2 separate regions of the Homo sapiens genome follow, and region 1 is linked to region 2. Evidence: read pairs that join two places in POLR2A ChIA-PET (ENCODE). Cell type or tissue: A673. All regions are shown on one strand. Each heading gives the region's core, and the rest is flanking DNA. Links, peaks and the distances in the headings are about the cores only. Region 1 overlaps PIGL (phosphatidylinositol glycan anchor biosynthesis class L). Region 2 overlaps PIGL (phosphatidylinositol glycan anchor biosynthesis class L).

Region 1 (16,158 bases), core at 4,110-12,109, 68 kb after region 2:
AAAAAAAAAAAAGAAAGAAAGAAAGAAAAAAGAAATATAAACATTAATCATTAGAAGACTTTCTTGAATTATGGCATTCTGTTGTTAAAATTCTTCCATTACCCACCACTTCTGTTGACTTTGTCAACATGTTAATAAATTGAGGCTCATGGTGGTAACTTTAAAGTTACAGGATCCTAAAATGTCTTCTGAATTATTAAAAAGTGTGTGTGTGTGTGTGTGTGTGTGTGTGTGTGTGTGTTCAGTGCCATGAACAGTGAAGTTAACTATGTACTTATCTTTTCAAATAAGGGATCCAGTAATGACTCTCAAGATGATCCTTCTAACCAGAGTGTTTGCTTGCCTGAAATACGATATTCCCTCACAGATGAGCTCTCCAGACCCCAGGAGAAAGAATAACTGATCGAAACTCATGTACTTGGTTGGTAGCTGTCAGAATAAGAGTGCAGGTCTTCTGATTCTTTTTTTTTGAGACAGAGTTTCGCTCTTGTCACCCAGGCTGGAGTCCAGTGGCGTGATATTGGCTCACTGCAATCTCCGCCTCCTGGGTTCAGGCGATTCTCCTGCCTCAACCTCCCAAGTAGCTGGGATTACAGGTGCCCACCACCACGCCCAGCTCATTTTTGTATTTTTAGTAGAGAGGGTTTCGCCATGTTGGCCAGGCTGGTCTTGAACTCCTGACCTCAAGTGATCTGCCCGCCTCAGTCTCCCAAAGGTCTTTTACACAGTGCTTCTTCCTGCAGCGTAGCACGCCTTCTCACATAGAGGATGCTTGTAAAGAGCGTGGACTGTGGAGTCAGAAAGATCTAAACCCCAAGAACAGCTCCACCACTCAGTGGCAAGGTGATCACAGCTTCGGCCTCTGCTTCCTGAACTTCCTCAGGTGTAAGATAGGGTTAATACTATGTCTTTGCTCAATAAATGTTAGCCACTCTTATTATAACAGAGGGCTTGCTGTACATGCAGTCATTATGCTTTACAGTTTAAAATAGAAAGACCAAGAGCGAATCCCTTCCCAGCCCATTCCAATCCCAGTTCCAGGTTCCTTCATCCATGCAGGATGGTCACCTTTCCTTGGGGACAGCTTGCCTCTTTTCATCACCCCTAATCAATCATTCTATCCTTTCTTCAGTCCTTGTTGTCGTTTTTATATTTCTTTTATTATTTGAGTTAGCCTTATTATTATTATTATTCAAATTATTATTTGTTTTTTCTTTTTTTTAGCAATTATTATTATCATTTATCTCAGAAAATCTCTATGACAATTGTGTGAAGTACAATTATGATTACATATGAGATAATTGCACCACAGACATGTTATATAACTTGCAAAAAGCCACAAACCCAATAAGTGGTAAAGCCCAAAGCACAGAGGTTTTCTTTCTTTTTTTTTTTTTTGATCATTCTTGGGTGTTTCTCGAAGAGGGGGATTTGGCAGGGTCATAGGACAATAGTGGAGGGAAGGTCAGCAGATAAACAAGTGAACAAAGGTCTCTGGTTTTCCTAGGCAGAGGACCCTGCGGCCTTCCGCAGTGTTTGTGTCCCTGGGTACTTGAGATTAGGGAGTGGTGATGACTCTTAACGAGCATGCTGCCTTCAAGCATCTGTTTAACAAAGCACATCTTGCACCGCCCTTAATCCATTTAACCCTGAGTGGACACAGCACATGTTTCAGAGAGCACAGGGTTGGGGGTAAGGTCAGAGATCAACAGCATCGCAAGGCAGAAGAATTTTTCTTAGTACAGAACAAAATGAAGTCTCCCAGGTCTACCTCCTTCTACACAGACACAGCAACAATCTGATTTCTCTATCTTTTCCCCACCTTTCCCCCTTTTCTATTCCACAAAACCGCCATCGTCATCATGGCCCGTTCTCAATGAGCTGTTGGGTACACCTCCCAGACGGGGTGGTGGCCGGGCAGAGGGGCTCCTCACTTCCCAGACGGGGTGGCCGGGCAGAGGCGCCCCCAACCTCCCGGACGGGGTGGCTGGCCGGGTGGGGGCTGCCCCCCCACCTCCCTCCCGGAGGGGGCGGCTGGCCGGGCGGGGGCTGCCCGCAGCCCCCCACCTCCCTCCCGGACGGGGCGGCTGCTGGGCGGAGACGCTCCTCACTTCCCAGATGGGGCGGCTGCCGGGCGGAGGGGCTCCTCACTTCTCAGACGGGGAGGCCGGGCAGAGACGCTCCTCACCTCCCAGACGGGGGTCGCGGCCGGGCAGAGGCGCTCCTCACATCCCAGATGGGGCGGCAGGGCAGAGGCGCTCCCCACATCTCAGACGATGGGCAGCCGGGTGGAGGCGCTCCTCACTTCCTAGACGGGATGGCGGCCGGGAAGAGGCGCTCCTCACTTCCCAGACTGGGCGGCCGGGCAGAGGGGCTCCTCACATCCCAGACGATGGGTGGCCAGGCAGAGACGCTCCTCACTTCCCAGACGGGGTGGCGGCCGGGCAGAGGCTGCAATCTCGGCACTTTGGGAGGCCAAGGCAGGCGGCTGGGAGGTGGAGGTTGTAGCTAGCCGAGATCACGCCACTGCACTCCAGCCTGGGCAACATTGAGCACTGAGTGAACGAGACTCCGTCTGCAATCCCGGCACCTTGGGAGGCCAAGGCTGGCAGATCACTTGCGGTTAGGAGCTGGAGACCAGCCCGGCCAACACAGCGAAACCCCGTCTCCACCAAAAAAATACGAAAACCAGTCAGGCGTGGCGGCGCGCGCCTGCAATCGCAGGCACTCGGCAGGCTGAGGTAGGAGAATCAGGCAGGGAGGTTGCAGTAAGCCGAGATGGCAGCAGTACAGTCCAGCTTCGGCTCAGCATCAGAAGGAGACCTTGGAAAGAGGGGAGGGGGAAGGGGGGGGGAGAGGGAGAGGGAGAGGGAGCTATTTGTTTTTTCTTTAATTCATTTGTGTAGAAATGAAATGTTGGAATACAGACTGAGCTTGTAGTTAATAAACAGATATTGATATAGCTGTGAAAATGGAAACAGAGGCAATCTATGAATAAATACACTTTTTCCATGAACTCAACCCCAGGACACGGTGGACATTGTCCTTCAAAGCTTTTTTTGCCCTCAGTATGGCATGAGAAAAAGAGAACCAGTAATTCAGGCTGTATCTGCATAAACAGAGTTCACTTAGAAGCTAGCCAGGAATTCTAAATGTGCTAATAAATGGCTAAACCAATAAGCAACAAAGATATTCTGAACCCAAGTTACTATCATGGCTGAATTCCACTCTGCTCCACTGGCTAGGAACAAGAGTAAAACATCAAACCCTGGAAAACAGTCTCTATGTGGTCAACCACAGCACTAGCTACACACCACTGATCTGCTCAGAAGTCACTTCAGATAGATGCTGCATTTGAAAAGTTTCAGGGTTCTGTTCTCTCCTTCCCAAGGGAAGGAGACAGCTCCATTGAAGTTGAGGTGGTGGAGAAGGCATTCAGTGAAAACCCTGTGTTTCTCTACAGGTGGTGACTTTCGATGCAGGGGGAGTAAGTGGCCACAGCAATCACATTGCTCTGTATGCAGCTGTGAGGTATGATTCTCCGGGTGATGGATGTGGGGGAGGGTTTGTTTATTTGATTAGGGCTCATGGTTTAAAGTCTAAAGCACTTTCCCACTTGTTATCTGAGCCCATGAAACTCACTGCTGGCTTATCTTCTAGCCCTTTTTGGCCATGTTGCTCACTGCATCTCACCATGTCCTCTCGCTGAGAAATCTCTCTCAAGTCCTAGTACGAATGCTCGTCTCCTAAACAGCTGAATTCTTTTTTATACACTGAATACTGCGAATGGGGTAATTGACTTTATTCATCTCTTTTCTGTGGCCACAGGAAGCTTGAGGGCCAAATTTGCAAGCCCTGTGGCACTGGACAAGACTTTAAGGAATGAGTGCTGTCAATCAGTGTGCCTCCACCTTCACCATCTTCTTCCCCTTACTCTCACTTCCGTCATGTGTTTTATACAACTCTCAAATCTTTCTTGGAGAAGGAGGATATACATACATAATATGAAATGTGTTTGTTCTTCACAGTCACCCGATTTTACTGATATTTATTTGCATTTTACCAATAAAAAGAAAATGCAAGCTCAAAGGTATTGAGTGACATAGAGTCATACAAACATAGATGTGTTTCCTGTCCCCTAGCAAAGTGCTTCTCCTGGGCCCCTGATCAGTGGTGTGGCAGGCCTGTCCCAGCTACTGAGGAAGGAAAGAAGCAACTTGAAGGGAAGGACTTATTTAATAACCTTCTTCTAAACATGCTTAACACTCAGACTGAAGCAATGCAATATGTAAAGTTGGAAATGACCTCACCAACCATTAAGTCCAATCACTGGGAAGTGGTTTGCCCAGCACCACAAGGTTAAACTATGGCAGAGGCAGAATTCAGGAATCCTAGTTCTCCATTCATTATTCTGTCAGATGTATGTGAAGACCAATCCAAACTGAAGACCCTCCTTGTCCTTAAATTTTACATCACTTGGTGGAAGATGCTAGAATTTTACCCACATACTCTTTCTAGGCAGATTTCCCTGTTTCCTTGACTATGGAATGAGGGGAGGCTAGACTGTTCTCCCTGTAAAGACTATTCGGTTCCTGGTCCAGCCAGCAGCCACAGCTTTAGAAGAGACATGCTCCTAGTCGCATTAGGTCCCTTCAAATTCAGGAAAGAAACATTCCCTGGTTACAGTCTGAAATACAAATTTTTTTGATGATATATGGAAAAATGAGGCAGCCCCAGAGTGGTCTTTCCAACCACATGGTTACTCTGAGGCCTTGAGCTTCCAAGACTAGCATGGACAGCAAGCCCCATGGAGAACTGGAAAAATGGTCCCACCTCATTCTGGATGCACACTGAGCCTGGTGATTTCTCTCCGAGAATTTACACTGCACCAGAGAAAGGATCAGGTCAGGTCTATTGCAAACAAAGAGTACCTCAACAGGCAGGGGGCTGGGGCACTTGAGATTGAGTCACCTGGTCCCATTCCTGGTCCAGTCACCACTGAAGTGGAGAAAATAGAGAAGGCGTCATTCTGGGCAGAGAAAGAACCCAAGGGGACAACTCTGTGTAGATAGAACTGCCTGGGGCCATTTTCCTCAGAAGAGGCTGGAGTGCCACAGGCTCTCAGCACGAAGGAGGGCCACTGTGCTTCAGATAAAACAATTCATGGACATGCCACCAATCTGCCACAACCTTTTTCCCCACAGTCATCTCTTGCCTGCTAAATTCGTTAGACTCACGTTAGTCCTCAGCCACCTTGAACCTTCTGTGGCATCTGGCCCTGCCTGTCCCTCACTGCAATGCTGCTTTGACTTATATGGCACCAGCTTGCCCTCCTCACTCTGGCCTTTCTGGCTACTTCTCATTCTCTTCCCGGCTTCCCTCCCACCAGTGGCCCCTTGGTCCCCCTGTCCCCAGGGCTCACTCCCCAGTCCTCCTCAGCACAGCTTCTCCTGTGGCTTTAAGGGCTATAAGCTCTACTTCCAGACAGCGCCTCTAGCTCACTGCTTTCCCTGGACATCAGAATATCCACAGGGCTTTGCCCAGAGTACAGGACAAGCCACTTCATTCTCAGGATCCCAGAAAGTTTTTTCAGTCTTTTCTTTTCTTTCTTTCTTTCTTTCTTTCTTTTTTTTTTTTTTTTTTTTTTTTTGAGACAGAGTCTCGCTCTGTCACCCAGGCTGGTGTGCAGTGGCGTGATCTCAGCTCACTGCAGCCTCCGCCTCCTGCCTCAGCCTCCTGAGTAGCTGGGAACTACTGGTGCATGCCACCACGCCCGGTTAATTTTTGTATTTTTATTAGAGACGGAGTTTCACCATATTGGCCAGGCTGGTGCCGAACTCCTGACCTCGTGATCCGCTTGCCTCGGCCTCCCAAAGTGCTGGGTTTACAGGCGTGAGCCACCGCGCCCGGCTCCTTTTTCAGGTTTTTCTACCTCTCAGGCTCTGCCAGGCAGTCAGTTCCATGAATTTGTCAATTGTCTCTCAACTTCTCTTGTTTAACCCCTGCTCCCAAGAGTCTCTGTTCATATGTGTGTCTGTGTGTTGCTGGGGCTACCTTCCCAATCCTTCTCTGCCCCCAGCTTTCTAAACAACAAAGTGGGGAAGAGACTTGGAGCTCATTGCAGTTGACACTCCCCTCCTCTTAAGGTGGCGAGCACAGAATGACCTGCACTGTCAGAAGGTAGGCGTAGGGAAGCTCAGAAAGGAGAAAGGAAATATCAGGGAAGAGCTATCAGTTAGCATTGTAAAATATTCCCCCATCATACTCACATTACACTTCCAAGAGAAAAACTATGAAGAGTCCAGCACAGTTACCTTCATTCTCTAATGGGCAAAGCTTGGACCAGAGTACTTCACAAACCACAGACCAGCCTCTGGATTGGCTGTCCCTAGCTCAGGTGCCCATCCTGGTCCCTTCAGCTGTTGCCAGAGGTATGGGATCCTGGAAATCTATACAGTGATTTATGCAAAAGAAACCACCTGGAGACTCACATGGAGGGGACCATGGGCATGGCAGCCTTTCCTCTGAAGGCCCCTCCTGTTACCTACAAAGGAAATGATCCTTACTCCTCTCACTCTTGTCCTATCCCTCCTCCAGGGCCCTGCACTCAGAAGGGAAGTTACCTAAAGGTAAGGCTTGTTCCTTTTGCAAAGGGCCACAAGATACTGTCCCTCTGAGAAACTTATGAGGGGGAAATTTGCAAATCCACAGAGAGCTGCCCTCAGCCGAGCAGAGGCAGTGGTTGGGGAGGCCGCCACACTCTTCCTGACTCACCTCAAGGTACCTGGCAGGTTGTATCTACCAGCAAGTGCCTGCCTGCAGGGCCACCTCTGGATGAGTGGGGAGGCCAGGTTTGCCCCTCAACCTGTCTAGCTTTTTCACAGGGTGGATGTTTTACACCTCTGGTATTCTTCCAGTCTGAACTCAATCCCATCCCCCAACCAATTAGGCAGGTTGTAAATGACTGCTGGGTGCTTGATGAACCAATCTGCCTGAGTTAGGAACTCTTCCTAACCCACATAAAGTATTTGACCCTACCTGACCATTTACTGCATGACCCCCATGCTTAGCCTCTCTGGACCAGTTTCTGGTCTGTCATACCTCACCGGCGCAATACGAAGATTCAATGAATGAAAACGTAAGTAGTTTGTGCCCTTTCTATGTGGGATGACTGAAAGGAGCTTACCAAGCCATGATGACTTTGGAACATGACTATAGTTTGTTTGATTCTTATATCAATCCTGTGAGACAGGCAGGTCTCACACTATCAACACCAATTTACAGATTAGAAAACTGAGACTGAGAGTGGTTAAGGGACTTTGCCAAGTCTGTCAATTCTTGACTGACAGAGCTGGAACCAGGTCTCTAAACTCCCAATACAGTAATTCCTGTCTCCTTTACTTCCTTTGGCTTTGAGGTAGCCAGATCTCAACCTCTAGCAGCCAACCTTTTTCTGGTAGGGCACACCGCAGGGTAGAGGGTAGCCAGCCAGGTCTTCTATGGCCCTTTTACTCGTTCTAGCTGCAAGAATCATGGGCACAGGGCAGCTTTAGTGCCACAGAAACACGTGGCAATGCTGTGGCCACTGTCCTGCCCTGCCCTGAGCCACAGGGTAGAGGGAGGATGCTCAGGGGAAAATCTGGCTGGAGGCCTCAAGGCTTATCACTTCACCCTGTCTCCTCTCCATCCAGGGTGCTCTGTGCTCACGCTTCAGTCTGTGAATGTGCTGCGCAAGTACATCTCCCTTCTGGATCTGCCCTTGTCTCTGCTTCATACGCAGGATGTCCTCTTCGTGCTCAACAGCAAAGAAGTGGCACAGGCCAAGGTGAGGATTGTAAATTCCTGGACACCCCAACTCAGATCCCTGCCCCAGACCCCTGTCTCCTCAAAGCCCCACCTCTGCAGAAGCCCTAACTGAAGGTTTTTCACAGTGGTTCAGCACCTGTCCCTGAGAATTAGGGCTAGGCCAGCTAGATCTTGGGAGGCATAGATTTTTCAATGACTTTAGCCTTTTTTTTCTAATTATAAAAATAATATATGCTTTTTCTAAAAGTAAATAACACATGCTCATTGCAGAAAATCTTGAAAAACATAAAAGCATCAAAAAGAAAATAAAAATAAGAACAATTACCTGCAGTCCCACCAATCACAGGTAATCCTTGTTAACATGTTGGGCTACATCTTTCTACTCTTTTTTTTTTTTTGAGACGGAGTTTTGCTCTTGTCACCCAAGCTGGAGTGCAGTGGTGCAATCTCGGCTCACTGCAACCTCCGCCTCCTGGGTTCAAGTGATTCTCCTGCCTCAGCCTCCTGAGTAGCTGGGATTACAGGCACCGCCACCACACCCGGCTAATTTTTTGTATTTTTAGTAGAGCTGGGGTTTCATCATGTTGGCCAGGCTTGTCTCGACCTCCTGACCTCGGGTGATCCACCCACCTCGACCTCCCAAAGTGCAGGGATTACAGACATGATCCACTGTGCCCAGCCCTACTCTTTATATATATATAATGTGTATGTGTATACACATTTCAAATGGGATCACACAGTGCCTATTTAAAACCAGCTTTGGCCAGGTGTGGTGGCTCATGCCTGTAATCATAGCACTTTGGGAGGCTGAGGCGGGCAGATCACGAGGTCAGGGGTTCAAGACCAGCCTGGCCAACATGTTGAAACCCCGTCTCTACTAAAGCTACAAAAATTAGCCAGGCGTGGTGGCATGCACCTGTAGTTCCAGCTACTTGGGAGGCTGAGGCAGAAGAATCGCATGAACCCGGGAGGTGGAGGTTGTGGTGAGCTGAGATCATGCCACTGTACTCCAGCCTGGGTGACAGAGAGGATTCTGTCTCAAAAAAAAAACAACAAAAAACCTGCTTTAACAATACGTTATGGGCTGGGCACAGTGGCTCATGCCTGTAATCCCAGTACTTTGGGAGGCCGGGGTGGGTGGACTGCTTGCTGGGCAACAGAGCAAAATCCCATCTCTACAGAAAAATTAGCCAGGCATGGTGGCACATGCCAGTGGTCCCAGCTACTCGGGTAGCTGAGGCAGGAGGATCACTTGAGCCCAGGAGGTCAAGGTTGCAATGAACCCTGATCATACCACTGCACTCCAGCCTGGGCAACAGAGCCAGACCCTAGCCAAAAAAAAAAAAAAAAAAAAAATCAAAACTATTTATTATGAACATTTTCTCCTATTTCATTTAGTATTCAAATACCAATGGCTGCCAATTACGCCACTGTATGTATATACCATAAGATATATCACGAATCCCTTACTGTTAGACATTTTGATTTGCCACTTTATCACTGTTATACATGGAGCGATGCTCCCAGCTTGAGTTTAAGAAGAATTCAGACCTGCCAGGAGCCTCTGTAAAGAGCCTAGGGGAGGCCAGACGCCGTGGCTCACGCCTGTAATCCTAACACTTTGGGAGGCCGAGACAGGCAGATTGTCTGAGCTCAGGAGTTTGAGACCAGCCAGGGCAACACGGCGAAACCCCGTCTCTACTAAAATACAAAAAAGTAGCCGGGCGTGGTGGTGGGCACCTGTAGTCCCAGCTACTCGGGAGGCTGAGGCAGGAGAATTGCTTGAACCCGGGAGGCGGAGGTTGCAGTGATCCAAGATCGCACCACTGCACTCCAGCCTGGGTGACAGAGCGAGACTCCGTCTCCAAAAAAAAAAAAAAAAGAGCCCAGGGCAGACTGCAAGAAGCCCACATGCAGGGTGAGGAAGAGCTAGGCCAGCTCAGGTCATCCTAGGGAAAACTCTTAGCTGTCCATGGAACAGGTGACTGAGTGCCATCAGAGTTAGGGAGAGGGTGGGCTGAGGAGAATTATTCCTCAGTTTGTCTCCAGGTGCATCCCCCTGTAGACTTAAGCCCCCCACAGAGAGATGGGTAGCATAACAAGTGAAAGAACCAAGTCGGGGATTGTGGCTCGTGCCTGTAGTCTCAGCTGCTTGGGAGGTTGGGGTGGGAGGATGGCTTGAGCCCAGGAGTTTGTGTCTGCCCTGGGCAACACAGCTTTATTAGGAAAAAGGGAAGGGGAAGGGGAAAGGGAAGGGAGAGAGAGGAAGGAAGGGAGAAAGAGACAGAGAGAAGGAGAGAGTGAGAGAAAGAAAAGGAAGGAAGGAAGGAAGGAAGGAAGGAAGGAAGGAAGGAAGGAAGGAAAGGAGGGAGGAAGGGGAGGAGAGGGGAGGGGAGGGAGGGAGGAAGGGGAAGGGAAGGGAAGGAAGGAAGGGAAGCGAAGGAAGGAAGGGAAGGGAAGGAAGAAGGAAGGAAGAGAGAGAGGAAAGAAGGAAGAAAGAAAGAGAGGGGAGGGAGAGAAAAGGAGAGAGGAAGGAAGGGAGGGAGGGAAGGAAAGAAGGAAGGGAGGGAAGGAGGGAAGGAAGGGAGGAAACGAGGGAGGGAGGGAAAGCGGGAGAGAGAGAGAGAGAAAGAAAAGAAAAGAAGAAGGAAGGAAGGAAGGAAGAAAGGAAGGAAGGAAGGAAAATCTAAGAGAATAGAAACTCAGGATAATGATTTTGGTTTTGGGGTTTTTTTGTTTAGCTTTATTTTCTAAATTTTCTTTGAGATGAAGTCTTCCTCTGTCACCCAGGCTGGAGTGCAGTGGCACAATCTCGGCTCATTGCAACCTCCACCTCCCAGGTTCAAGCAATTCTTCTGTCTCAGCCTCTCCAGTAACTGGGACTACAGGTTCACGCCACCAGGCCCAGCTAATTTTTGTATTTTTAATAGAGATGGGATTTCACCATATTGGTCAGGCTGGTCTCGAACTCCTGACCGCAGGTGATCTACCCACCTCGGCCTCCCAAAGTGCTGGGATTACAGGCATGAGCCACTGTGCCTGGCCATTTTTTTTTTTTTTTTTTTTGAGACAGAGTCTTGCTCTGTCACCCAGGCTGGGGTGCAATGGCACGATCTCAGCTCACAACAACCTCTGCCTCCCAGGTTCAAGCAATTCTCCTGCCTCAGCCTCTCAAGTAACTGGGACTACAGGCGCATGCCACCACGCCTAGCTAATTTTTGTATTTTTAGTAGAGGCAGGGTTTCACCATGTTGGCCAGGTTGGTCTTGAACTCCTGACCTCAAATGATCCGCTCCCCTCTGCTTCCCAAAGTGCTGGGATTACAGGCATGAACCACTGCGCCGGGCCTTTTTTTTTTTTTTTTTTTTTAGATGTAGTTTCGCTCTTGTTGCCCAGGCTGGAGTGCAACGGTGCGATCTCAGATCACTGCACCCTCCACCTCCTGGGTTCAAGTGATTTTTCTGCATCACACTCCCGAGTAGCTGGGATTACAGGCATGGGCCACCATGCCCAGCTAATTTTGTATTTTTAGTAGACACGGGGTTTCGCCATGTTGGTCAGGCTGATCTTGAATTCCTGACCTCAGGTGATCCACCCGCCTTGGCCTTCCATAGTGCTGGGATCACAGGCGTGAGCCACCATGCCCGGCCCATATTTTCTAAATTTTCTACAGTAAACCTTTGTACCTAATAAGAGGCACTTTGCTAGGTACTGAGAGTGCAGTGTTGAGCACATATTAATTATCTTGTTTCTTCAATAGTGCATTCGTTTTTGTATTTTATTATTTCTGTCCTACTTCATTTATGGTTTTATTCTTTTCCTTCCTTCCTTCCTTCCTCCCTCCCTCCCTCTTTCTGTCTGTCTGTCTGTCTTTCTTTCTTTCTTTTTACTGTTATTTTATGGTTTTTTTTTGAGACGGAGTTTCGCTCTTATTGCCCAGGCTGGAGTACAATGGTGCAATCTCGGCTCACCTCAACCTTCGCCTCCCGGGTTTAAGCGATTCTCCTGCCTCAGCGTCCCAAGTAGCTGGGATCACAGGCACACGCCACCACGCCTGGCTAATTTTGTATTTTTAGTACAGACAGGGTTTCCCCATGTTGGTCAGGCTGGTCTCGAACTCCCGACCTCAGGTGATCGCCCACCTCAGCCTCCCAAAGTGCTGGGATTACAGGTGTGAGCCATCGCACCCAGCCTATTTATTTATTATTTATTTTTATTTTTTGAGACAGAGTCTTGCTCTGTCACCCAGGCTGGAGTGCAGTGGAGCGATCTCGGCTCACCACAACCTCCACCTCCTGGGTTCAAGCAATTCTCCTGTCTCAGTCTCCTGAGTAGCTGGGACTATAGGGGCCCGCCACTTCGCCCGGCTAATTTTTGTATTTTTAGTAGAGACTGGGTTTCGCCATGTTTGGCCAGGCCAGTCTCGAACTTCTGGCCTCAAGTGATCCACCCGGCTTGGCCTCCCAAAGTGCTGGGATTACAGGCGGGAGTCACCGCACCCAGCCTGTTCTTCTTTAAATCTCTTTAACTTGAAAGGTTAGCTTTGTTTTCATTTTCAATCTTTAAAAAAAAAATACTTTAATACTATTAATTTTCCTTGAAGTGTTTCTTTAGCTACACATGATAAGTTTTGATATGTAGTTCTCCTATTGTCATTTAATTATAAGTAATTTATAGACTCCATTGTGAGTTCCCCTTTAATCTTTGAGGGTATAATTTACAGTTACAAACATGTGTCGATCTTCATTATTTGTAGTTCTATATTTATGAATGCACCTACTCACTAAAATTCATTTGTAACTCCAAAGTCAGTGCTCGAAGTGCTTTTGTAGTCATTCGTGGACACTCGCAGAGGGGTGAAACATGAGTCACTGGATGCACATATGCATGTTCCCAGCTGTTTCAGCTCTCCTACTGTAAAAAAATACCTTTTTGTGTATATTTAATGCCCCATTTTTCTCATTTTTGTGGTTTTTGTTGATTTTGCTGTTTAAAATAGCCTCTAAGGATGATGCTGAGTGCTGTCTTGCATTCCTAAGCACAAGAGGCTGTAATGTGCCTTATGTGGGTTTGATCACAAGCATGAGTTACAGTGCCATTGGCCATGAGTTCAGTGCTAATGAATCAACAACATGTATTTCATATGGAGTTTTTAAACAGAAATATACACAAAACAAGGTTATATATTGACTGATTGATGAAAATATTGTGGCCAAAGGCTTGGAGGAACCCAACCCTGTATTTCCACTAGAAACAATGGTTCAGTATTCACTAATTCAGTGTTTTCAGTGACTTTGTAGAACTACCACAAATGAGAATGGCATGGCTGTGTGTGTATATGTGGTCTTTTTTTTTTTTTCTGAGACAGAGTTTCACTCTTGGTGCCCATGCTGGAGTGCAATGGTGCGATCTTGGCTCACTGCAACCTCCACCTCCCAGGTTCAAACGATTCTCCTGCCTCAGCCTCCCAGGTAGCTGGGATTACAGGCAGGTGCCACCACGCCTGGCTAATTTTGTATTTTTTAGTAGAGACGAAGTTTCACCATGTTGGTCAGGCTGGTCTCGAACTCCTGACCTCAGGTGATCCTCCCACCTCAACCTCCCAAAGTGGTGAGATTACGGGTGTGGGCCACTGTGCCCTGCCGTGTATGGGGCCTTTTTATTGTTAATTTATAATTTAATTACTTTGTGGTCAGTGAATGGTTTTCGTAACACTGATCTTTTTTTTTTTTTTTTTTTTTGAGACAGAGTCTCGCTCTGTTGCCCAGGCTGGAGTGTAGTGGTAAGATCTCAGCTCACTGAAACCTCTGCCTCCTGGGTTCAAGTGATTCTCCTGCCTCAGCCTCCTGCGTAGCTGGGATTACAGACAGGCCGGCACCACCAAGCCTGGCTAATTGTTTTGTATTTTCAGTAGAGATGGGGTTTCACTATGTTGGCCAGGCTGGTCTTGAACTCCTGACCTGGTGATCTGCACAACTCAGCCTCCCAAAGTGATAGGATTACAAACATGAGACACCGTGCCCTGCCCAAAGCTGATATATTTGTTAGCAGATTATTTCTCTTATTTATTTATTTATTTATTTTGAGACAGAGTTTTGCTCTTGTTGCCCAGGCTGGAGTGCGATGATGCGATCTTGGCTCACTGCAACCTCTGCCTCCTGGGTTCAAGCGAGTCCCCTGCCTCAGCCTCCTGAGTAGCTGGGGTTACAGGCGTGCACCACCATGCCCAGCTAATTTTGGATTTTTTTTTTTTTTAGTAGAGATAGGGTTTCACCATGTTGGTCAGGCTGGTCTCAAACTCCTGACCTCAAGTGATCCACCTGCCTCGGGCTCCCAAGGTGCTGAGGTTACAGGCATGAGCCATTGCGCCTAGCCAATTCGTCTTATTATCTTATAATGTCTCTCTTTTGTAATGGTTTTCCCTTTATCTTCTATTTTATATTTATTTATTTATTTTTTTGAGACGGAGTCTCGCTCTGTCACCAGGCTGGAGTGCAGTGGCGATCTCGGTTCACTGCAATCTCCGCTAATTGCAATCTCCTCTAATTGCAATCTCCGCCTCCTGGGTTCAAGCAATTCTCCTGCCTCAGCTTCCCGAGTAGCTGGGATTACAGGTATGCGCCACCACGCCGGCTAATTTTGTATTTTTAGTAGAGACAGAGTTTCTCCATGTTGGTCAGGCTGGTCTCGAACTCCCGACTTCAGGTGATCCACCCACCTCAGCCTCCCAAAGTGCTGGGATTACAGGCGTGAGCCTCCATACCTGGCAAGTCATGTAGGGTCTGACAATGAATATAAAAGGGGTTATTTACATAAAAGTTTGTGAAGATATTAGCTTAGAGAGGCAAGTTAATTATGGTACTTAGAGATAAACAGGCACATCCTTTTATGTATATCTAGTGAAGTCAGTTGCTGTAATCTATTCTGTTTAAAAACTGAACTATACTAGGTCTGAATAACAAGATAATGTACATTTCCCCTAGAAGATAGGAACGACAACTCACACCTGTGTGCCATTCCTTTTTTTCTTCTTCTGATAGTGATTGGACCTCCCCAAACGACCTAACTCAGAGGAATTTGGGCATAGTGTACTAGCTTTCTTCCCATGAAACATCCCTGTTTGTGTTGTATATTTGAGGTAGTAGCAACGTGATTAAGAATGTGGACTCTAACTGGCCAGGCGCGGTGGCTCACGCCTGTAATCCCAGCACTTTGGGAGGCCGAGGTGGGCAGATCACTAGGTCAGGAGATCGAGACTATCCTGGCTAACACAGTGAAACCCTGCCTCTACTAAATATACAAAAAATTAGCCAGGCATGGTGGCAGGTGCCTGTAGTCCCAGCTACTCGGAAGGCTGAAGCAGGAGAATGGCGTGAACCCAGGAGGCAGAGCTTGCAGTGAGCCAAGATCGCGCCACTGCACTCCAGCCTGGGCAACAGGCTCAAAAAAAAAAAAAAAAAAAAAAAAGAATGTGGACTCTAGAATCAATCAGTTGGCTCTGGGTTAAAATCTCAGCCAGCTCTACTACCTACTAGCTGTTTGAGACTGACGAGTTTCCTCATCTATTTATTTTTTAAAAAACAGTAATAACAGTACTTGATTCACAGGGTTGTTAACATTGAGATGATGCATGTGGACTGTTCTGCCAGTTTTCTGGTATCCCATGGTGAGTGCTGTAGCTACGGTGAGCATTGTGTGTTATAATCACAGGTAGTAGGAGATGGGAAAGCAGGGGCCATGACAGGAGGCCAATCCAGAGAGGTTCGTGGGTTACAGGAAGAAGACAGATAAGGCTATAGCATGAAGCATATTAGTTCGAGGAAGGATTTAAGGTGCGGAGGCCAGATCTGAAAGTAATGAAACAACTCCAGTGCAACTGTTTCATAACTGGTTCTCTTTGATTCTTCTAGAAAGCCATGTCCTGCCACCGCAGCCAGCTCCTCTGGTTCCGCCGCCTCTACATTATCTTCTCCCGGTACATGAGAATCAACTCACTGAGCTTCCTCTGAAGCCTTGAAGGGTTTTCAGATCCAAGGAACAAAGGGGAAAATAGACAAAGGAGTGCAGAGGACCTGGCCTGGCACTGGCTTATTTACCTGAGCTCAAGGAGATCCCCGCTGGAGCAGCCTCTGCAAAAGGGAGCCCATGTAGGCCAGGGGCTGTCCAAACTCCAGCTTCTTCCCCTGGGAAAAAACCCAAAGAACCAAAAACAAACCACCCCAAGGATAATAATAGCTACACTGCTAGCTTCTCAAGTTCTTGTGAAAAACAATTTACATAATGACACAGTAGATGTGGAACACCTAGCCCAGTGCCTGGGCAGGTCCCTATTATCATAAATGAACATAAAAG
Region 2 (14,631 bases), core at 6,632-14,631:
CACGCTGACACCCAGGCTGTTTAGGCAGTGGTGCAATCTTAGCTCACTGCAGCCTTGAACTCCTGAGTAGCTGGGACTACAGGTGTGGGCCACCATGCCTGGCTTATTTTTTAACTTTTCGTAGAGATGGGTTCTCCCTGAATTACTCAGTGATATGATTTCGATCTGTGTCCCCACCAAAATCTCATGTGGAACTGTAATCCTAACATTGGAGGTGGGGCGTTGGATCAGTAGGAGGTGATTGGATCATGGAGGCAGATTTCTCATGAATAGTTTAGCACTATCCTCCTTGGTACTGTCCTTGTCAGTGAGTTCTGGCAAGATCTGCTTGTTTAGAAGTGTATAGTACTTCCTCCCTCTCTCTCTTGCTCCTGCCTCTGCCATGTAGGATGCTTGCTCCCCCTTTGCCTTCTGCCATGATTGGAAGCTTCCTGAGGCCTCCTCAAAAGTGGAAACTGCTATGCTTCCTTTATAGCCTGCAGAGCCATGAGCCAATTAAACCTCTTTTCCTTATAAATTACCCAGTCTCAGGTATTTCTTTATAGCAATGTGAGAAGGAACTAATGAACCCAGGCTGGTTTGGAACTCCTAGGCTCAAGCAATCCTCCCACCTCAGCCCCTCAAAGTGCTGAGATTATGGATGTGAGCCACCACGCGCAGCCCCAGCCCCAAGGTTTTGTTTTCTTTTGTTTTTTTCATTTTATTTGAGACAGAGTTTTGCTCTGTCACCCAGGATGAATGCAGTGACACAATCACGGCTCACTGCAGCCTAACTCCCGGGTGCAAGGGATCCTTCCACCTCAGCCTCCCGAGTAACTGGGACCACAGGCATGCACCACCTTGCCAGCTACCTTTTTTTTTTTTCGGTAGAGATGGAGTCTTGCTAGCTTGCCCAAGCAGGTCTTGAACTCCTGGACTCAAGCAGTCTCCCACTTTGGCCTCCCAAAATGCTGAGATTAGAGGCGTGAGCCAGCGCACCTGGCCTCCAGTATTATTTAAGAGGTAGAAATAGGCCGGGCATGGTGGCTCACGCCTCTAATCCCAGCACTTTGGGAGGCCGAGGGGGTGGGGGGCAGATCACCTGAGGTCGGGAGTTCGAGACCAGCCTGACCAACATGGAGAAACCCGGTCTCTACTAAAAATACAAAATTAGCCGGGTGTGGTGGCACATCCCTGTAATCCCAGCTACTTGGGAGGCTGAGGCAGGAGAATGGCTTGAACCCAGGAGGCAGAGGTTGCAGTGAGCCGAAATCACGCCATTGCACTTCAGCCTGGGCAACAAAAACGAAACTCCCTCTCAAAAAAAAAAAAAAAAAAAAAAGAAGTGGCAGGAATTCAACGAACAAAAGAAATTTGGGATAATGGAAACCCACCTAGATATCTAGGTGGATAAAGATTAGCGAGGGTAGTTTGCAAAGGAGGAGAATTGGGTATGAAGAGATAATAAATTAGGCATCTTTAGCATATGGGAGGATGAAAGTCTTTGGGGTGGGCTGGGTGCAGTGGCTCAGGCCTGTAATTCCAGCACTTTGGGAGGCTGAGGTGGGCGGATCACCTGAGGTCAGGAGTTTGAGACCAGCCTGACCAACGTGGAGAAACCCCATCTCTACTAAAAATACAAAATTAGCCGTGTGTGGTGGTGCATGGAGGCTGAGGCAGGAGAATCACTTGAACCTGGGAGGAGGACGGTGCAGTGAGCCGAGATCACACCACTGCACTCCAGAATGGGCAACAAGAGTGAAACTCTGTCTTAAAAAAAAAAAAGAAAATCTTTGGGGTGAATGAAATTGCCCATGGATTAACTGGAGTGATAAGAACTGGGGATCAGTTAGAGGAAAATAAAACCACAAACTATAATGAGGAGAATTGGAAGCATTGAGATGTAAGGTGGGAATACTTGAGAAAATTATAAGGAAAATGAGAATTATCTGCTCAGTATTAAACAAAATTAGCATCAAATGGTATAAGAAATTTGGTACCCTGCTTTTTTTACTAGAGAGTATTTTTAGCATTTTTCTATGTCATTAAATAATCATTAAAAGTCTTTAATGATTGTAAAGATTTAATCGTGAAGATGTACCATAACATTTAACATTCTCCTACTATTGAATATTTAAATCTTTCTAATATTTAAGCACTTACAATTTTTTTAGCAAATCTCTTTGAAGTTCTGACTCTTTCCATAAATGAATTTCTAGATATTGAATTACTGGGTCAGAGTATAGGACTTTTTCTTTGGGGTTTTTTTTTGTTTGTTTTTGGAGACAAGGTCTCTGCCATCAGGCTAAAGTGCAATGACATGATCCTGTCTCACTGCAAACTCTAACTTCTGGGCTCAAGCAATCTTCCCACCTCAGCCTCCTAAGTAGCTAGGACTACAGGTGTGCACCACCATGCCCAGCTAATTTTAAAAATTATTTTAGATCCAGAGTCTTGCCATGTCACCCAGGCTGGTCTCCAACCCTTGGGCTCAAGTGATCTGCCTCAGCTTCCCAAAGTGCTGATATTACAGCATGAGCCACCATTCCCAGTCTATATAGAACTTTTTATAGTTTTCTTCATCTAGGTACTAAACAATTCTTGTTAAAGTTATTTTGATTCTTTTTTATTATTATTGCTGTGAAAAAGATTTTTTGGTTAAGAATTTACTGCTAGTATGTAGCTTTATTGATTTTTTAATGTATTTATTTTATATTCATCACTTTGAAACTTCTGTAAAAAGCCTACCAGTTTTAACTTGATTCCCTAAAGTTTTGTAGGTAAATCATCTGCAAATAATGCTAATACAATCTTTCATGTTTTCAACATATGCCTCTTATTTCTGATTCCTTTTTTTTTTTTTTTTTTTTTTTTTTTGAGACAGAGTCTCGCTTGTAACACAATCTCTGCCTCCTGGGTTCAAGTGATTCTTCTGTCTCAGCCTCCTGAGTAGCTGAGATTACAGGCATACACCACCATACCCGGCTAATTTTTTGTTTTTTTAGTAAAGATGGGGTTTCACCATGTTGGTCAGGCTGGTCTTGAACTCCTGACCACAAATGGTCCACTTCCCAAAGTGCTGGGATTACAGGCATGAGCCACTGCGCTCAGCCCTGATCCATTTCTTATTTCTTTGAGTGGATTTCCTTAATCTATGTTAAACAAAAAAGGGAAAGCAGGCAACTTTATCCGTATTTATGATTTGATTGACAACATATCCAGTGTTTAACCATTAACTGTGTTGTTACTGGTGTGTGTTTGTTTGTTTGTTTATGAGACGGAGTCTTGCTCTGTTACCCAGGCTGGAATGCAGTGGTGCAATCTTGGCTCACAGCAACCTCCACCTCTCGGGTTCAAGCAATTCTCCTGCCTCAGCCTCCCAAGTAGCTAGGATCACAGGCGTGTGCCACCCACCCAGCTAATTTTTATATTTTTAGTAGAGATAGGGTTTCACCATGTTGGCCAGGCTGGTCTCGAACTGCTGACCTCAGGGGATCCACCTGCCTCGAACTCCCAAAGTGTTGGGATTACAGGCGTGAGCCACCGTTTCTGGCCTGCTGATTATTCTTTATAATATTAGGCATTGGTGGGAATTGATGTTCACTGTATTTGATTTGGGGTGGGGATCCCATTCATTTCAGTATGCTACAAAGAGATGAAGGAAAAAGTTTAGATTTATTCTTGATCTTACTTGCTTCATGGTAAACTACTGGGGTCACCACGGGAGAATTTCTTCTGTTTATACCAGTGGATTTATAGAGCCAGACTGCCCAGACTGAAACCCAAGTTTAAAGTTTTTAATTGCGTAACCTAGGCAAGTTACTGAATTCTGTTCCTAAATTTCTTCCTCCGTAAACCTCGAAAGATACATGGTTTTGAGTTAATTTGTGAAAGGAGTTATGGGTTCCTTTGTTTTCAAAGATGATATCCCACCCTCTTACTCTGTGAGTGTTGTGATTTGTTTTTTCACATTAATATTGTAACCGCCCAAGGGGTTCACCTTGCCCACTGCCTAGACAGAGCCAATTTATCCAGATGGAGAGCTGCAATGGTGAAAGAGTAATTCACGCAGAGCTGCGGGAGACCAGAGTTTTACTGTTACTCAAATCTGTCTCCCTGAGCATTCAGGCAGCAGAGTTTTTAAGCATAATGTGGTGGGTGGGGCGAAGCCAGTGAGCTGATTGGTCAGAGACGAAATCATGGGGAGTCGAAGGTCTCTTCTTGGGCTGAGTCAGTTCCTGGGTGGGGGACTACAAGATCAGATGAGCCAGTTTATTGATCTGGGTGATCCATCAAGTGCAGGGTCTGCAAAATATCTCAAGCACTGATCTTAGCAGTTTAGGGAGGGTTAGAATCTTGTGTCCTCCAGCTGCATGACTCCTAAACCATAATTTATAATCTTGGGCCTAACTCGTTAGTCCTACAAAGGCAATCTAGTCCCCAGGCAAGGAGGTCTGCTTTGGGAAAGGGCTGTTACCGTCTTTGTTTAAACTATGATCTATAAATTAAGTTTCTCCCAAAGTTAGTTCATCCTATGCCCAGGAATGAACAAGGACAGCTTGGAGGTTAGAAGCAAGATGGAGTCAGTTAAGTTAGATCTCTTTCACTGTCTCAGTCATAATTTTGCAAAGGCAATTTCAATATTAGTAATCGTGTTTTTTCTCAGGCACTCCATTTGCACAATGTCCTGCCTGTGCAGTGTCTGCTTTGGCCCAGTAATGCAAATGTTTTCGGGGACAAATCTGTTTTGGAGATCTTGGTTATTAAGATCTTTACTCTGATAGAAAGCAATGTGCATTCAGTACACTCCTCAACTTGGGATGGGGTTACATTTGGATAAACACCTCCTAAGTTGAAGGTATAAAGCGGGGAGTTTTTGGTTTTTGTTTTTTGCTTTTGAGACAGGGTCTCACTCTGTCACCCAGGTTAGAGTGCAGTGGCAGGATCATGGCTTACTGCAGCCTCCACCTCCCGGGCTCAAGTGACCCTCCTGCCTCAGTCTCCCGAGTAGCTGGGACTACAGGCACACGTCACCACATCTAGCTAATTTTTTTGGTAATTATTTTAGAGACAGGGTTTTGCCACGTTGCATAGGCTGGTTTTGAGCTCCTGAGCTCAAGCAACCCACCCACCTCAGCCTTCCAAAGTGCTGGGATTACAGGTGTGAGCCATCACACCCAGACTAGAGTGTGTTTTTTGTTGTTCTTGTTTTTTTGAGACGGAGTTTCGCTCTTGTTGCCCAGGCTGGAGTGTAATGGTGCAATCTCGGCTCACTGCAACCTCCACCTCCTGGATTCAAGCAATTTTCCTGCCTCAGCCTCCCAGGAAGCTAGGATTACAGGTGCCCACCACCACGCCCAGCTAATTTTTGTATTTTTAGTAGAGACGAGGTTTCACCACATTGGCCAGGATGGTCTCAATCTCTTGACCTCGTGATCCACCCGCCTCGGCCTCTCAAGAAGCTGGGATTACAGGCGCCTGCCACTATGCCCAGCTAAATTTTTGTATTTTTAGTAGAGACGGGATTTTGCCGTGTTGGCCAGGCTGGTCTTGAAGTCCTGAACTCAGATGATCCACCTGCCTCGGCCTTCCAAAGTGCTGGGATTACAAGCATGAGCCACTACACCCGGCCTAGAGTGTGTTTTTTACTTATGATATTTTCAGTTTAGGATGGGTTTATTGGGACGTAGCCAGATTGTAAGCCAGGGAGTATATATATATATATATATTTGAGACGGAGTCTTGCTCTATCGCCAGGCTGGAGTGCAGTGGCTAATTTTTTGTATTTTTAGTAGAGACGGGGTTTCACCATGTTGGGCAGGATGGTCTCGATCTCTTGACCTCATGATCTGCCCGCCTCAGCCCTCCAAAATGCTGAGATTACAGGTGTGAGCCACTATGCCTGGCCTATATATATATACACACATATATATATACACACACACATATATATACACACACATATATATATACATACACACACACATATATATATATATACACACACACACATATATATATATATATTTTTTTTTGAGACGGAGTCTCGGAGTCTCCCTCTGTCACCCAGGCTGGAGTGCAGTGGCACAATCTCAGCTCGCTTCAAGCTCTGCCTCCTGGGTTCACACCATTCTCCCACCTCAGCCTCCCAAGTAGCTGGGACTACAGGCACCCGCCACCTTGACCAGCTATTTTTATTTTTGTGTTTTTAGTAGAGACGGGGTTTCACCATGTTAGCCAGGATGGTCTTGATCTACTGACCTTGTGATCCACCCGCCTCGGCCTCCCAAAGTGCTGGGATTACAGGCGTGAGCCACTGCGCCCGGTCATGGCACCTATATTTTTTATATATCACATGAAGACCATGTAGCTTCAGCATCACTCCCCTACTCGTGAAATGCTATAGTAGAGGGATAGTAAGCCTATTAAAAGTAAGTACTTCAGGCCGGGTGCGGTGGCTCACACCTGTAATCCCAGCACTTTGGGAGGCAGGTGGATCACGAGGTCAAGAGATCGAGACCATCCTGGCCAACACGGTGAAACCCCGTCTCTACTAAAAATACAAAAATTAGCTGGGCATGGTGGTGCACACCTGTAGTCCCAGCTACTTGGGAGGCTGACGCAGGAGAATCGCTTGAACCCGGGAAGCGGAGGTTGCACTGAGCCGAGATTGCACCACTGCACTCTAGCCTGGCAACAGAGTGAGACTCCGTCTCAAAAAAAAAAAGTAAATACTTAAAGAAGCCAGTTTGAAGATTCAAGAAAAATGCATCTTAGTCTGCTTGGGCTCCCTTAACAAAATACCGTAGACAGTGTGGCTTAAACAATAGAAATTTATTTTCCCACATTTCTGCAGGCTAGAAGTCCAGATCAAGGTCTTTTTTTTTTTTTTTTTTTTTTTTGAGACGGAGTCTCGCTCTGTCGCCCAGGCCGGACTGCGGACTGCAGTGGCGCAATCTCGGCTCACTGCAAGCTCTGCTTCCCGGGTTCACGCCATTCTCCTGCCTCAGCCTCCCGAGTAGCTGGGACTACAGGCGCCCGCCACCGCGCCCGGCTAATTTTTTTTGTATTTTTTTAGTAGAGACGGGGTTTCACCTTGTTAGCCAGGATGGTCTCGATCTCCTGACCTCATGATCCACCCGCCTCGGCCTCCCAAAGTGCTGGGATTACAGGCGTGAGCCACCGCGCCCGGCCCAGATCAAGGTCTTGCAGGGTCACTTTCTTATGAGGACTCTCTTCCTGGCTTGCAGATGACCTTCTCGCTATGTTCTCACATGCTGGAAAGAGATTCTCTCACTCTCTCCTTCTTCCCTCCCTCTTCTTAAAAGGCTACAAGTTTTATTGGATTAAAGCCCCACTCGTATGACCTCATGTGATCTTAGTTACCTCCTAAAACCCTATCTCAAAATAGTTACAATTAGTGGTTAGGGCTTCAGCACATGAATTTGTTGAGGACACTATTCAGTTCATAGTATTCCATCCCAGACTCCCACATTCATGTCCTTATTTCATGCAAAATACATTCATCCCATCCTAACAGCCTCCAAAGTCTTAACTCATTCCAGCATTAACTCGAAAGTCCAAAGTCTCATCTAAATAGCCTCACCAGCTGTGAACCTGTGAAAACAGACAAGTTATATATTTACAAAATATAAGGAATGGAGAGGCATAGGATAGATATTTTCATTCCAAAAGGGAGAAATGGGTGACAGGCCCCAGGCAAGGCCAAAACCTAGGAAGGTAAACTCCATTAGATCTTGAGGCTTGAGAACAATCCTCTTTGGGCGGATATTCGGCCCTCCAAGCCCTCTGGAGCCTGTGGTGGGAATGGTAGTCCTTCTGATCTCTGGATAACTTTTGAGGTCATTCTTCCCTTTTCTTGAAGGACGACGCATGTTTGCAGCCAGATAGCTCTGTTGTCTGGTCCTGTAGACTCTTAAGTCCAGCAGGCTTCTTTCGTCCCACCCGATTTTTTCTTTCTCCTGGCTGTTATTGAGGTGGTTGATTACATGTGTGGTTCACACCCATGCTAATCACCTCATCAAATGGTTGTTCAGTCACACCAGAGTGCTCTCTTCAGAACAAGCTTTCTCTCTTTTTTTTTTCTTTTGGAGATGGAGTCTCACTCTGTCGCCCAGGCTGGAGTACAGTGGCACGATCTCAGCTCACTGCAACCTCTGCCTCCTGGGTTCAAGCGATTCTCCTGCCTCAGCCTCCCAAGTAGCCGGGATTACAGGCGCGCACCACCACACCTGGCTAATTTTTGTGTTTTTAGTAGAGACGGGGTTTCAGCATGTTGGTCAGGCTGGTCCTGAACTCCTGACCTCGTGATCCACCAGCCTTGGCCTCCCAAAGTGCTGGGATTACAGGCTTGAGCCACTGCGCCCAGCCTCAAGCTTTCTCATTTTTTTACAATATGGACAGGCTGAAAATTTTCCAAAACCTTTACGTTCTGGTTCCTTTTAAACGTAGCAATTTCTTCTTTATCTCTCAACTCTTACATTTTACTATAAACAGTCAAGAGGACCCAGGCCACACCTTCAAAATTTTACTTAGAATTCGCCTCAGCTAAATATCTAATTTCATCCTTCAGAAGTTCTATCTTCCACAAAACACTAGAACACAATACAGGCAGGTTCTTTGCTTCTTTATAATAGTGATCACCTTTTCTCCATTTTCCAATGTCTTATCTCATTTTTCTCTGAGACCCCATCAGAATGGCCTTAAAGACCATATTTCCACTGACATTCTGTTCATGATTGTTTATGTATTCTCTGAGAAGATGGAGGTTTTCTCTCCAGTCTCCTTTTCCTTTCCTGAGTCCTCACCAGAATCACCTTTAATGTCCATATTTCTACCAACCATTCCTTCCTGGCAGTCTAGGATTTTTCTAGCATTCACCTCAAAACTCCTCCAACCTCTACCCATTATCTAGTTCCAAAGCCACTTGCACATTTTTATGTATCTGTTACTTCACAGTACTAAAATCTGTCTTAGTCAGCTTGGGCTGCCAAAACAAAATACCATAGACTGGGTGGCTTAAACAACACAAATTTATTTTCTCAGAGTCCTGCAGACTAGAAGTCCCAGATCAAGGTCTGGCAGGGTTGGTTTCTGGTAAGGGTCCTCAGCCTGACTTGCACATGGCTGCCTTCTCACTGTGCCTCATGTGGTGGAGGGACAGAGGGAGACAGATCTCTTCCTTTTCTTATAGCACCACCAGTTCTATCAGATTAGGGCCCCACATTTATGGATTTATATAACCTCAATTGCAGTAGTCCTCCCTTATCCACAGTTTTGCTTTCTGTGGTTTCGGTTACCTGCAGTCAACTGTGGTCTAAAAATATTAAATGGAAATTCCAGAAATAAACAATTTATACATTTAAAATGTACACCATTCTGGCTGGGCACAGTGCACTCACGCCTGTAATCCCAGCAATTTGGGAGGCCGAGGCAGGTGGATCACCTGAGGTCAGGAGTTCAAGACCAGCCTGGTCAACATGGTGAAACCCTGTCTCTACTAAAAATACAAAAATTAGCTGGGCATGGTGGCGCACGCCTGTAGTCCCAGCTACTCGGGAGGCTGAGACACAAGAATCGCTTGAATCTGGTAGGAAACAAGTTGCAGTGAGCCAAGATCATGCCGTCACACTCCAGCCTGGGCAACAGAGCGACACAAAGACAAGAACAAAAACAAAACAAAACAAAACAAATAGGATTATAGATATATGAGAGGGGATTTATTAGGGGAGTTGGCCCGTGATTATGGAGGCTGAGAAGTCCCACAACAGGCCATCTGCAAGCTGGATGCCAGAAGTATGGCTCAGTCCAAGGCCGAGGGCCTGAGAAACAAGCAGGCCACTGGTATAAGCCCTAGAATCTAAAAGCCAAAGAGTCTGGAGTTCTGATGTCCAAAGACAGGAGAAGAAGAATGTATCCCAGCTTCAGGAGAGAGGAAATCACCTTTTTGCTCCATGTGGGTCCCCCACTGATTGTATTGTGCCTACCTACATTGATGGCATGTCTTCCCCTGTCAGTTCCCTGAATCACAGGCCAGTATCCTCTGGAAACCCCCTCATAAAAATGCCCAGAAATAATCCTTTACCAGTTCTCTAGATAATCCTTAATCCAGTCAAGTTGATACCTAAATTATTATTATTTTTGTGTGTGTGATGGAGTTTCACTCTTGTTGCCCAGGCTGGAGTGCAGTGACATGATTTTGGCTCACTGCAACCTCCACCTCTTGGATTCAAATGATTCTGCTGCCTCAGCCTCCCAAGTCGCTGGGATTACCGACATATGCCACCATGTCCGGCTAATTTTTGTATTTTTAGTAGAGTCAGGGTTTCCCCATGTTGGTCAGGCTGGTCTCGAACTCCTGACCTCAGGTGATCCACCTGCCTCCTTTGTCTTGCGAAGTGCTGGGATTACAGGCATGAGCCACCATGCCTGGCTGATACTTAAAATTAACCAGCACACTTACTGTGTCTAATTTATAAATTAAACTTCATCATAGTTAACATGTGTATAAGAAAAAACATAGTATATATAGGGTTCAGTACCATCTGCTATTTCAGGTATCCACTGGGGATCTTGGAACATATCATCCACAGGTAAAAGGAGGCTGCTGTACCTCCTAAAAACCTGCCTCCAAATACAGTCACATTTTGGGTTTAGGGCTTCAACCTAACATGAATTTGGAGGGATCACAGTTTAATCCATAGCAACACGCAACAGTCAGTCTTTCAGCCTCTCATCTCCTAACCCAGAAAAAGCAGAGCTTTGGAATCTTACTTTAGATTATTTAGATAAGTCAAAGAGAAGAATGAAGAGGAAGAAGAGAAAGAGAAGTTTTATAGAGGACCTGTACTCGTAACAATAACAGTAAATATAAAACTACTACTGTCAGTGCCAAAAAAATAAATATATGATCTTTCTTAATCCTCAAAATAGTCTAATTATTTTTCCCATCTTACAGAGACACAGTGGGAGGTTGAGTAATTTGCTCAAGGTCATCCAGCTAATAACTGGTAGAGCTGGCATTTGAGCTGATGCAATCTGGGTGTACAGTATATGCTTCAACCACTATTTTCCACCTACTCCATGCCTGACACATGCTTTCACAAAGGCAGTCTCATTTAATTCTTAGACTAACTGCACAAGATAGGTTTTATTTTCTTTTTTTGTTTCACAGGAAGAAACTAAAGCTCAGAGAGATTAAGAGAATCTTTGTGGTCACACGTTTAATAAATGACAATGTGAGGATTCAAAAACAGAAAGGGAGATGGAATAGATTCTGACTTTCTTCAGGGAAGCAGATCACCACTTTGTTACTGTATTTGAAAGACGAGCTGGGCACGGTGGCTTGTGCATGTAATCCTAGCACTTTGGGAGGCCGAGGTGGGAGGATCACTTGAGCCCAGGATTTCAAGACCAGCCTGGGCAACATAGTGAGACCCCATCTCTACAAAAAATAAAACTAACCTGGTATGGTGGCGTGTGCCTGTGGTCCCAGCTCCTTGGGAGGTTGAGATGGGAGAATCGCTTGGGGTCAAGAGGTCAAGGTTGCAGTGAGCCTTGATCACGCCATTGCACCCCAGCCTGGGCAATGGAACAAGACTCTGTCTCAAAAAAAAAAAAAAAAGACCAACGTGGGTTTATGAGTACATTTAATTGACATCGTATAGAATCAGCTCTATTTTCCCCTTGTTCTGAACTTCACTGCAAAACATTTAGCCAGAGGAGCTCACCCAAGTAAATCCCTCAACTAATCAGTTAAAGAGGGGGGAAAAAATCTAGTTCTCAAGAAAAGAAGGCATAATCTCAGTTGTAAGACCACTATATGGGGACTTTTGGCAACTTTACCCAGTACCTTAACATCTAGTATGATGTTAAAATGCATGCTGCACAGATGTTAACAGATACCTATTCAGTACCTAGAATGACACTGTGCTAGATGCTGAAGAAAGAGAAAAGCAGTGAAAGGTATAGGAAATGAATAATAGGTTTTGCCATGACAGTCATTGCTGTTGCATTTGTGGACAGCTATTTCATTATGCATGTATTGAAGGTCAGGCCTAGAGAGGAGATTAGAGACCCTTTCCAGAATACTTGGGAACGGTATGTGATTGAGAAATGCAGCCAACAGATTTGGTATTCATTTGTTGCTTTTGTGCTTCTTAACATATTATGAAGAATCTATAGAATTATTTTATTTATATTTAGAAAAACAAAAACACGAATTTCTCTATGCGCAGATAATTTTTTTTTCCTTTTTTTTTTTTTCTTTTTTTTTGTTGAGACAGAGTCTCGCTCTGTCGCCAGGCTGGAGTGCAGTGGTGCAATCTCGGCTCACTGCGACCTCCACCTCCCAGGTTCAAGCGATGCTCCTGCCTCAGCCTCCCGAGTAGGTGGGATTACAGGCACATGCCAACACGCCTAGCTAATTTTTGTATTTTTATTAGAGACGGTGTTTCACCATGTTGGCCAGGATGGTCTCGATCTCTTGACCTCGTGGTCCACCCGCCTTGGCCTCCCAAACTGTTGGGATTACAGGTGTGAGCCACCCCACCCGGCCTCTTTTCCTTTTTTAAATAGAACTAAGACAAGACTTAGGTAGTATGCACAGATAATTTCTAAAAGGATAGATACCAAACTCTTTAACAGTAGCTGCTACTTAGTTGGAGCCAGGGAAGAGAGATAATCACTTTCTAATTCCACATGAATCTGTGTAGGTTTTTTTTAGTAAGCCTTTATTACTTTAAAAGTTATATACATATAATTATATAATTATATGTATATAATTTTTAAAACATATATATAATTTAAAAGACTATCCTACACAACTAATAAAACTTTCCTCCCTCTCTACTCAACTTCTAGCCATCCAAGTGAATGCTAGATTACAAATAATTCTGTGTACATTTTGATAATATTTTATTTGATAAGTTCAAAGCATAGAACAGAGTTCCTTTAAAAGATAACAATGCATTTAAACCTTTTTATAAACACTGTAGTCTTCTCATGGGCTTCTTTCTGGAGGATGAATGGGGAGTAACCCAGGGACACCACTCCTAAGTGCTTAGACTAGAAATGGTGGGGAGTCAGAAAAGAACTGTTTATGGTGAAATAAAACAAAGAAGGCTGGGCGTGGTGGCTTATTCCTGTAATCCCAGCACTTTGGGAGGCCGAGGTGGGCGGATGACCTGAAGTCAGGAGTTCAAGGCCAGCCTGACCAACATAGAGAAACCGCATTTCTACTAAAAATACAAAATTAGCTTGGGGTGATGGCGCATGCCTGGCTGAGGCGGGTGGATCACAAGGTCAGGATGCGCCATCACGCCCAGTTACCCGGGAGGCTGAGGCAAGAGAATAGCTTGAACCCGGGAGGCGGAGGTTGCAGTGAGCCGAGATCACACCATTGCACTCCAGCCTGGACAACACGAGGGAAACTCCGTCTCAAAAAAACAAACAAACAACAACAACAACAAAAACGTAAAACAAACAAGATCCCTCCAATTAAAACCCATGCCTATTAAAGTGCATGGGGGCCCAATGACCTACTGTTTGGCAAAACTTGAAGGTCTAAAAGCTGTTCATGGTCAAAGAAACAATTTATAGTTGAGGTGATGGATATGATAAATAGCCTGATTTGATCAACCTACAATGTATACTTACATCAAAATATCACATTGTACCCCATAAATATATACAATTATTACTTTTTTAAAAGATTTTTTAAAACTTTTTAAAAATACACACAAAAAGCAGTTTGTGGTCTAATTTCTTTTTCCTTGCTCAGCCTCATCTTTTAGCACCTGTTTATACACATATCACCTCTATTCTTGTAACAAAAATAGGTAGAACTGGCCAGACACAGTGGCTCATGCCTGTAATCCCAGCACTTTGGGAGACCAAGATGGGAGGCTCAATAGTTTGAGCCCAGGAATTCAAGACCAGCCAGGGCAACACACCAGACCCTATCCCTACTAAAAATTAAAAATTAGCCAGGCATGCTGCACACCAGTAGTTCTAGGAACTTAGGAGGCTGAGGCAGGAGGATCATTTGAGCCCAGGAGTTCAAGGCTGCAATTAGTGATGATCATGCCACTGTACTCCCACTTAGGTGACAAAACGAGACTTTGTCTAAGTAAAAAAAAAAAAATAGGACGTCCCAGTACCCCAATCTATGTCTCTCCTCTCCATCTCCCAGTCCATATTTAAGCTGTGCCTCAAATATACCATGCTGTCTAATGCATCCACACCTTTGCATGTGCTAGTCCCTCCTCTAACACACTTCCACATTTTCCAACGCCCTTCATCTTGTCCCTCTAGCAACCTTCTGTTTATTCTTCAAAAGAATTATCTTAGATCCCATGGCATCATCCCTAATTTGCCCCAGGTTTTCTTGGACACTTTTGTTACATTCCCATTGTTCCACTGTATTCTAGCATATACACCAATTTTTTTTTCTTTTTTTCTTTTCTTTTTTGAGATAGAGTTTCGTTCTTATTGCCTAGGCTAGAGTGCAATGGCGTGATCTCAGCTCAATGCAACCTCTGCCTCCCGGGTTCAAGCGATTCTCCTACCTCAGCCTCCCGAGTAGCTGGGATTACAGGCATGCGCCACCACACCTGGCTAATTTTGTATTTT

Evidence for each region. ChIA-PET counts read pairs that join two places held together with the same protein. Peaks named below come from ENCODE experiments on the same cell type or tissue, not always from the same donor. Only the 100,000 strongest peaks of a DNase experiment are listed, where the experiment ranks them.
Region 1: POLR2A ChIA-PET joins it to region 2 with 15 read pairs; 4 of 35 experiments call an interaction of 5 or more read pairs at or near these places.

Annotation. Positions count from the first base shown.
Region 1 is chr17:16,310,084-16,326,241 of GRCh38, forward strand. PIGL (phosphatidylinositol glycan anchor biosynthesis class L) reads left to right here. Exons shown (of 7, transcript NM_004278.4): 4 at 3,464-3,531; 5 at 6,598-6,629; 6 at 7,692-7,825; 7 at 15,717-16,158. The coding sequence ends at 15,815. Among named protein-coding and RNA genes, the nearest start is that of CENPV, 35 kb to the right of the region's middle. In A673, for the core only: no CTCF peak of the experiment used is centred there; no DNase peak of the experiment used is centred there.
Region 2 is chr17:16,239,816-16,254,446 of GRCh38, forward strand. All of the region lies in intron 2 of PIGL (phosphatidylinositol glycan anchor biosynthesis class L), which reads left to right. Among named protein-coding and RNA genes, the nearest start is that of PIGL, 30 kb to the left of the region's middle. In A673, for the core only: no CTCF peak of the experiment used is centred there; no DNase peak of the experiment used is centred there; H3K27ac peaks cover 1,085 bases.